Regions from separate parts of the Homo sapiens genome. Here regions 2 and 3 are each linked to region 1. A link is a contact called in ENCODE Hi-C or POLR2A ChIA-PET data. All regions are on one chromosome and are shown on one strand. Each heading gives the region's core, a stretch centred on a gene start or an enhancer-like site at or near the end of the contact. The rest is flanking DNA. Distances are from core to core; before and after follow the strand shown. Region 1 overlaps LPP (LIM domain containing preferred translocation partner in lipoma). Region 2 overlaps LOC107986166 (a long non-coding RNA gene). Region 3 has its middle 10 kb from the start of LINC01991.

What was found. A loop is a pair of places that touch in the nucleus more often than their neighbours do. ChIA-PET counts read pairs that join two places held with the same protein, here RNA polymerase II (POLR2A). Pooled maps may share reads with other maps.
Region 2: a loop to region 1 is called in a map of gastrocnemius medialis, with 2.9 times the contacts of the local background. The contact joins two enhancer-like sites. A Hi-C loop is called at or near these places in 1 of 168 maps with a recorded cell type or tissue (gastrocnemius medialis) and 3 of 50 pooled maps. POLR2A ChIA-PET finds 5 or more read pairs at or near these places in 3 of 52 experiments (BJ, HepG2 and PC-9).
Region 3: a loop to region 1 is called in a pooled map, with 2.0 times the contacts of the local background. The contact joins two enhancer-like sites. A Hi-C loop is called at or near these places in 3 of 168 maps with a recorded cell type or tissue (CD4-positive, alpha-beta memory T cell, PC-9 and heart left ventricle) and 8 of 50 pooled maps. POLR2A ChIA-PET finds 5 or more read pairs at or near these places in 3 of 52 experiments (AG04450, HEK293T and PC-9).

The regions. Positions count from the first base shown.
Region 1 is chr3:188,265,421-188,268,120 of GRCh38, forward strand. The region is part of intron 2 of LPP (LIM domain containing preferred translocation partner in lipoma); the gene reads left to right. Among named protein-coding and RNA genes, the nearest start is that of FLJ42393, 88 kb to the left of the region's middle. Within about 2 kb of position 1,336, at least 21 of the 41 ENCODE cell types and tissues checked have a DNase peak (open chromatin) inside an H3K27ac peak, as active enhancers do; they include gastrocnemius medialis, where a contact is called at or near this core.
Region 2 is chr3:188,005,427-188,008,133 of GRCh38, forward strand. The region is part of intron 2 of LOC107986166 (a long non-coding RNA gene); the gene reads right to left. Among named protein-coding and RNA genes, the nearest start is that of LINC01991, 30 kb to the left of the region's middle. Within about 2 kb of position 1,450, at least 13 of the 41 ENCODE cell types and tissues checked have a DNase peak (open chromatin) inside an H3K27ac peak, as active enhancers do; they include gastrocnemius medialis, where a contact is called at or near this core.
Region 3 is chr3:187,985,380-187,988,079 of GRCh38, forward strand. No RefSeq gene overlaps it. Among named protein-coding and RNA genes, the nearest start is that of LINC01991, 10 kb to the left of the region's middle. RefSeq lists an enhancer at 1,162-1,456. Within about 2 kb of position 1,257, at least 4 of the 41 ENCODE cell types and tissues checked have a DNase peak (open chromatin) inside an H3K27ac peak, as active enhancers do.

The sequences.
Region 1 (2,700 bases), core at 86-2,585:
AGACTGGTGTCTGGGGAAGGGAGGAAGGGTGATGGTTACAGGTATAGGTAAATAAGTTTTCCAACAGTTAACAATACTTGGAGACAAGCTACAGAGTGATCAATGCTAGAGTTAGGAACGCTGTGAGAAGGCAAGGTGTTCTGTTTGTGCCATTGGGGAGGGCTTTGCTGTGGGGATTGGGGGAAGGATATTGTTTTAGGCTTTGCTAGATGGCTAGGACTTTAACAAATAAGAAAGAAAGAGCTGAGTCTTTAAGACAGAGGGAATAGCAGAGACATGAAAATATCTAGAGAGATTGGGAGTGGGAGGCTGAGTCTGGAGGTGAGATATCTGTATCCAATCAGAGAAGTTTCCTATGCCTTCCTGTAATGTTGGAGGCTTCTTTTTTTTTTGGTAATCAGTAAGGAGCTGTCATGGGCTTTGTAAAAGGGCTGTGATAGGATTACTCTGGTGTGTGTGTGTGTGTGTGTGTGTGTGTGTGTGTATGTGTTTTGCTTTTACTTTATACATTTCAGAGTCTTTTTAGGAACTCTTAGGCAACCTTAACTCTGGGGAGTGTGCATTGCCTGTCTTTATATGTCTTTACTTCTCTGTTGCTGCCTGGTTCTGCTCCTTCTCATGCTTCTGTAACAAAGTGCGGCAATGCAGGCTTCTAGAAGGTGATGTGAGATCTCTGAGCAGACCATGTGTGTGTTCTTCCCATCCTTTTTTCCCCTCCCTTTCTCTTCCTCCTCCTCTTTCTATATCACCACCCTCACCAGCAGCAGCAGCAGCACTCCCCTCCCTAAAATAAATAAACCAGTCACTCCAAAGGTTCCAAGCACATTAGTCACATATCCCAGAAGTTTAATACAGAATTATTTTGACAGCGAGAACAAGAAGTGTTTTCTAGTTGAACGCACAGAACTTGCTTATTCCAACTGGGCTTTCTGCCGCACAGACAGATGATACGTTTTTTAGATGGATTGGCCGCACAGCGCAGGAGACTGTCGCTTCCCTTGGATACACAGCAAACTGCTCACTACCAAAAGTGGCTGGGGAGAAGATGTGAAAGGAGAGAGAGAGAGCGCGAGAGAGACAGAAGAGAAGAGGAGAGGGGAGGGGAGGGGAGGAGAGGAGAGACGGGGAAGACAGAGAGAGAGAGAGAGAGAGAAAGGAAATCAAGTTCTTATTATGTACATAACTTTCTCATTAATGGCTTCCATAAGTCACTGAGAGATTTCTTTGTGTTTATTTATTTATTTGGCTGCTTTGGAGCCATGAGTCCTTTTTTAAACCCGGGTTTATGTCTGTTCTAAAAAATGAGGACAGATCGAGTTATTGCCATGCGGGTGGCTCTCCAAGCATTCCAGTTGCATAGCTCTTCCAGAAATATTTCTTGACGCACTTATTTAGCACTTTCTATTGCCGTTACTGAGCAGATTACAGAATCCTCCCGGCCCTTTCACCAAACCCGTCTAGAGCTGGTATGGATCTACTTGTGCCTATCTGGCAGATAGAAAGATAGAGGAATGGGAAGGTGAAGTCCATTGTTACTCATGAAGGATTTTGACCAGTAACCTCAGAAGAGTCAGAAGAAGAGAAAAAGCATGTGCTCTCCTCTTTCCTGCTTTGCTTTTCTGCTTCCAAGTCCCTCCTCCAAGCAGGAAGATCTTTCCTGAGCAGCAGCGTACCTGGGTGTGAGAACCCAGAGGGAGTGTGGTGGAGAGACGTGAAGGGGTCAGTTCCTGGAACATTCTGTTCCCTCTAGCTCCCATGATCATTGACTTCTTGCCTCTCAAGTCCTTCTAGGGATCTCCAGGCTTTTGAGAGGCTCAGCTGACCTCGCTCACTGCTGTGCATGCTCTCTGGAGCTTTCTTGTCCTCTTTTGGTTGTTTCTTACTAGCCCCTCATTCCCAGGACTTTTTCTGAGGAATCTCTGTTAGTTCAGGTAATAACTGGCTGTGAAACCTACAATAGTAAGTTCTTTGGATGTCGGTGTTTTCAGATGTTTCTTCTTCATGGAAACTCTTTATAAATCCCTCACAAAATGGGATGTCAAATCTCAATATGTAAAATAATCAAAGTGCAGTTAAATGGTGGTGCTGTTGTTAAAAGGTGGAAGATCTCATAGGCTTCTAGCCAGGGCCGAGTTATCTCCCCAGAAGAGCTCTGTGCCTCTGTGGACCCACTTAGTAAGCCATTGTACTGGAGTTGCTTTAAGGCTCCCTACAGCCCTGATGACCTGTGCTCAGCATTCTTTCAGCTTTCTGCCTCTTTGTATATCTTTCAAGCTTGAGAAAGATCCTCTATAGATCAGGAAGATGTGTCCAGTAAGAGATTTGACCTTTGCTGGTTTCTTGACATGGGCTTTGATGAAACCCTTTTAGCATGCTCACTTTAGATGATTCTTCTCAAGGGGGATGTCAGCCCCAGGACCCCCCAGACCTCCATCCCTAAACCCGGGCTTGCGTGTCTGGCAACCCAGGGCCAGCACTTCGTTCTTACACTCAGCTGAGTGGTAGTCCTGCCACCATTGCTGTGGCTCTGGGACTATAGCCTCTGCCTTAGGAACACTTATGAGAGGAATCGATGGAATTCCAACTATTTTTAAGGATTTTTTTTTTTTTTTTTTTTTTTGCTGAGTTTGCATTGCAAAAGGAAGGTAGAGCACGGGCCATCTCTCCCTCCTCCACTTATATTTATTCTGCACCTACCTG
Region 2 (2,707 bases), core at 200-2,699, 260 kb before region 1:
AAAAAAGAATCTCAAATTGTGTCTTAACTCACTTTTATGAAGAAAAGTCACACACATTTTCTATCCACCACCCTGTCCCACTGGCAACAGCTTTGGTGCTTGCCTGATGACCGGATCTGTGTTCCCATGGCTACAGAGTAAAGTCAGGGCACCTCAGGCTGGACATCCAAATGACCCCTTGCCGTACTTCTAAGATCCAGGTTTGAGATAGGTCTGGATCAAGATGAAAAATTGCCATTATCCCAGGACTGGCTTTTTATGTCTTGCTTTATCTTGCCATACTTTTTATGTCTTTTTCCCAAGTCATCAAATGTACAAGTGCTTCAAGCCACAGAACTTCAGACTCCCTTAATTTATATTCTTACCTTTCCAGTAAGAATTAACTCTGAGTATTTAGGTTCTTCAGATACAAAATGCCTACTCTCTACTCCATGTAGTAAGAAAACAAAATTTATTTTTGAATATTTACCAGTTTAAACTTCTCACTAACTCATACTGGCCATTATAATTGTATAGGATTTTTCTCCACAGAAGTCAGGAATCTCCTTCAGCATGTTGATGTCAGATGATAGAATGGAGAGGACCAGTGGACTACTCAGTGCCAAGCTTAAGAGGTCATCTCATTAATCAATTGAATGGAAGTTTAATTTATTCATTCAACACACACTTACTAATAACTTGAGCCCCTGTAGTACTTGAGATCTGCTAACATATACATGTTATAAGTATGTTATCCATGCTTTCTAATTAGATTGTGAGGCCCTTCAAAAGAATCTGATCTCAATTTGCCACCACCTGTCTTATAACATCGGGCAACTCACTTCACTTCTCTGGGCCTCAGTTTCCTTATTGTGGGGGGTGGCTAAAAGGAGCGCCCTAAATCCACAGAGTCACCTTCTTCCCACTCAATTCAGCAATTATGGGTTATGCACAGAACATGAGAGCTGCTGAGGAAGCTCAAAGAAGGAAAGAACAAGTGCTGTTCAAGAAGAATCAGAATTGTTGAAGCTGGGCGAGGGTACATGGAAGTTCATCAGATAATTCTGTCTATTTATGTGTATATTTGAAAATCCCCTACAAAAAAAAAAAGCAAGAAAGGAAGAAAGGAAAAAATACAAGGAAATCTAGCAGGCTTCACATAGCGAGAAGCAATTTAGCAGAGTTGAAGCATGGGTAGGATTTCAATGAGCCGACACTTGGTCAGGGGCCATTCCAGGCAGGGAACACCATGAGCCAGGGCATAGAGACTGGAAAATACAAGGTGTTCACAAAGAACTGGGAGTAGCCATGTATGACAGCAGCATGGGGAGCCAGAGGGAGCAGCTGGAGATGGGCTGGAAAGGTATCGTGAGATCAGAGCTGAAGAGCCTCCAGAGGCCCTAGAGGAGTCTCAGCTTAGTTCAGTTCACCAGGGAAAGTGACCTCATTGGTCGCGCTTGAGTTGGCCTTACTGCTTCACAGCCCGCCTGGGTGCAGGCCCAGAAGCAGGGCCATGTGGCAGAAACTGGCAGAGGAGGATGCTGGCAGCACCACCGGGCTTGTTTCTCCACCAGGAAACAAGGTTTCCTATAACTCAGACCCATGAATCAGCATTTCCTCTGTCAATAATACGCAGCCAGAAATGCAACAGCACAGAGCTCGGGGAATGGAAGAAAGGAAGGAATATTCCATGACATCGCCAGGCTCTGCTGCTCTGCTCTCCTTTCCCCTCAAGAAGCACTGCTGATAAGCTCCCGAATGACACTCAGGTTTCATAGGATAAGTTTCTCAGAGAACCGCACGGTACCTCATGACAATTAAGTCCCACAGAGTAGTCGGCGCTCTTGTCATACTGTGTGTCGCTATCACCACGAGGATAAGTAAGAGCACTTTCTGAATTCCTTCATTACATGATAACTAACCATTAATACCACCGTTCTATCATGGCAGAGATTTGAGGATACGTGTGATTTACCTTTGCATTTTTACACTTCCACATTCAATATGTTATTTGATTCTCATGATAATCCCGTGAGGTACACAGAGAGTATCATACTCATTTCACAAGTGTAGATACCGAGGCAGGGAAATTAAATGCTTCTTCCCTGTTGAATCTGTTTTGAAGATTCCGGAACTGACCCCAACTCTTTAAATTTCAGTCCAGTATTCTTTTCAAAGTCATATACTTTTAAGAAATGTTTAAATATTACTATTAAATATATTTAATAATATTACATTAATTGACAGAATATTTAATATACTTAATTTACACTATTAGAGATGTATCGTATGTAAACTATATCTTGTCTAGCACCAGTAAGAATTTTATCCATTCCCTTATTCCATTCATTTATTTATCAGGTATTTCCCGACTGCTTACTATACGCCAGGGTCTGTTATAGACACATTTGGTAGTGAACAAAACAGACAAAAAGCCCCGCCCCTGTAGCGGTCACACTCTAATTGAAGAACTCAGACAATGAGTAAGATAAAAGAGTAAAATTCAGAGTATGTCAGAGAGTTACACGTGCTTTGGAGAATAAAGCAGACCAAGAAGAGGGTAAGGAGCGTTGAAGGGGTGATGCAATTTCACATAGGATGCTCAGGGACTACCTCACTGAAAACATGACATTTAAGGCAAGACCTGGAACGGGAACTAGCCAGCCATGTGGCAATTTGCAGGGTGGTGCGTGGGGCAGGCAGTCAGCAAATGAAACAGCAAATGCAA
Region 3 (2,700 bases), core at 7-2,506, 280 kb before region 1:
TTTACTTTTGTTGTTCAGGCCAGAGTACAATGGTGTGATCTTGGCTCACCATAACCTCCGCCTCCCGGGTTCAAGCGATTCTCCTGCCTCAGCCTCCTGAGTTGCTGGGATTACAGGCATGCACCACCACACCTGGCTAATTTTTTTTTTTTGTATTTTTAGTAGAGGCAGGATTTCTTCATGTTGGTCAGGCTGGTCTCAAACTCCCAACCTCAGGTGATCCACCTGCCTCGGCCTGCCAAAGTGCTGAAATTACAGGTGTGAGCCATTGCACCTGGCCCTATTCGTACTTTTTAGCCTCCACTGTACCTCAACACTTTGCCCAGCACCTAGTGTAGAGGAAACATGCAATGAAGAGCTGATGGGTCAACAGAAGAATGAGCAACTATTCAAGACTTCAGGAATTCCTCTCTTGTGAGTGGGGCTTTCAAAGCTTCTTTCAACTGCTCAACAACTACCCATCATCTGCCAGCCACTCCCACTCTCTATTTATACCTGATGTTTCTTGTACTTCCCTTCAGTGTGCTTGTAGTTTCTACAGCGCTGGTTTTCCTGTCCCAGATTCTTTGTCTATCAAAACACTCACTCTTCAATGTCAGTCTAAAAGTAGCTCTGCAATGTCTTCCTTGAATTCTTCATAGACTATTAAATATCCTTTCCTCTGTTTTCCCACAGCATCCTGTGCTCAGTGCTATTGTGTGCCAGGGCTGAGATCCTGGGTTATTTATCTCCATATCCCCCAAGAGGGCTCTGCCTGTAGGTAGTACTCAAATAATATTGAGTGAATAAATCTAAGGATCAAAGGTTTCCATCATGAGATGCTGAGCTCCTTGACAGCAGGAACCCTCTATTAACCCCTCTGGCACAGTGTGTTGCACATAGTAGGTACTAAACTGTGAGTTGAATCAAATGCCATCCTTTCCCAGAGATGATGTAAAGAGGCAAAGTAATATATTGGAAATAGTGTAAACTTTGAAATCCTTCAGGTCTGTGTGGCCTTGGGAAAATGACTGAACCTCACTGAGCCTCATGTTCCCCATCTGAGGATAACACCACTGCCTAAGACAATTGTGACAAGACATAAATGTTGATGAGTCTGGCATTGGCGTGGCACACAGGAGGTACCCAGGCTACATCAGCTCCTTTTCTCTCTTCTTTCCTGAAGTCACAGAGATTGTCCAGCAGATGGGAATGTCCATGCCCAGTGGCTCATGCTCAAACCCTTTCACCCTGACACAGTGCGGGGAGACAGGAATAGGCTCGAAGGATGACTCAGCTCCAGTGACTAAAGCAAGGAGGTGGTGGTGGTAGGAACGGGGTAGGGGCTAAAAAGGAAGTGAGTTAACACTATATCTGATGAAGGATGACTCCAAAATAAAAAGGGGTTGGCCCTAGCTGGTTCCTGGCTCTGAAACGGTGCAAGTGAACAGGGGCCTGAGTGCTTCTCCATGACTCCCTCCACCTCATCTCGTGGGGAACTCCCTGCCTACCCAGGGATGTCTTCCAGAACAAATGCTGAGCATTCTCTCTCCTCTGGAGGCTTTCAGACCAGGCACTAGAGCACACTTGAATGCCACTTTTGATGGAGTGTTTTTTTAAGAAGTATCCCGTATGACTGAGATCAGCGTGCATGGATTCTAATCCTGACAGCCACCTGGGCCTCTCTCCTCGACTCCAGACAATCTTTTCCACCCACACCACCACTTTGAAATCCCCAAATATTGCACATGCAGCAAGGTTAGACCAGTCTTCCTGCCTGCAGGGTCACCCCAGTCCATTTTCTAGACTGTGCACAGAATGATATGTTCAAAACTAATTTATAATTCTGCTATCCCTCTGCTTAACATCCTTCAAGGTTTTCCCAGTTTCTACGGAACAGTCTAGACTCCTTCATCTGGTGTATAAAGCCTTTCATGATCCAGCACCTCCTCATCTTCTGGCTTTGCTTGCTGACCCCACCCCATAAACTCATACATACAGAGACACACCCTACATTTCAGCCAGCTTTCAAGAGTCCTTTTATCAGATCTCACACTTCCCACCCCTGGGTCTCTGAACATGCCACTCCTTCTCACAGCGACACACTTCTCCACCTTGGGCAAGACTGCATATCTTTCCAGATTGGGTTCAAATGCTGTCTCTGCTGTGTGGGCCTCTCAGATGTCCACTTGGCTCACCGATTGGCATTGTGACTTGTTTATGCATGCTTCTCTCCACTAGACTGACAGATCCTTGAAGGCAGGTCCTTCCACAGAATACCTACTCAACAAATGTTTGTGGAATACATGAAATATCAAAAACAGGCACAAAGTAATAAATCAAGCAATTTTTTCTCTGGTCTCCAGTGTTTTCATCTATAAAATATGTATCTGATCTAGGTGCCTTAAAACCTAGCAGCCTCAGATTTTATACTGTATCATTCTTCAAATACACATGTCACACTCCTGGCCCTCTAAGTAGTAGGAGATATTGCTGGGTTATTTTTTCCCAAGGAGAGAGTGGAACTCTGGATCCACTGACACTGCAGAAAGGCTGATCTCAGAAGCTCAGGTTGACATCACAAAACTACTGAAAGCCAGTGCACTACATAAGGACCCAAAAAAACCCAGGACTCTGGCCATATCACCAGCACAGTCATGGGTATCATTCACCCATATGGGTGATCATTTGCAGGCATTCGTATGAGCATTGTCATAGTCC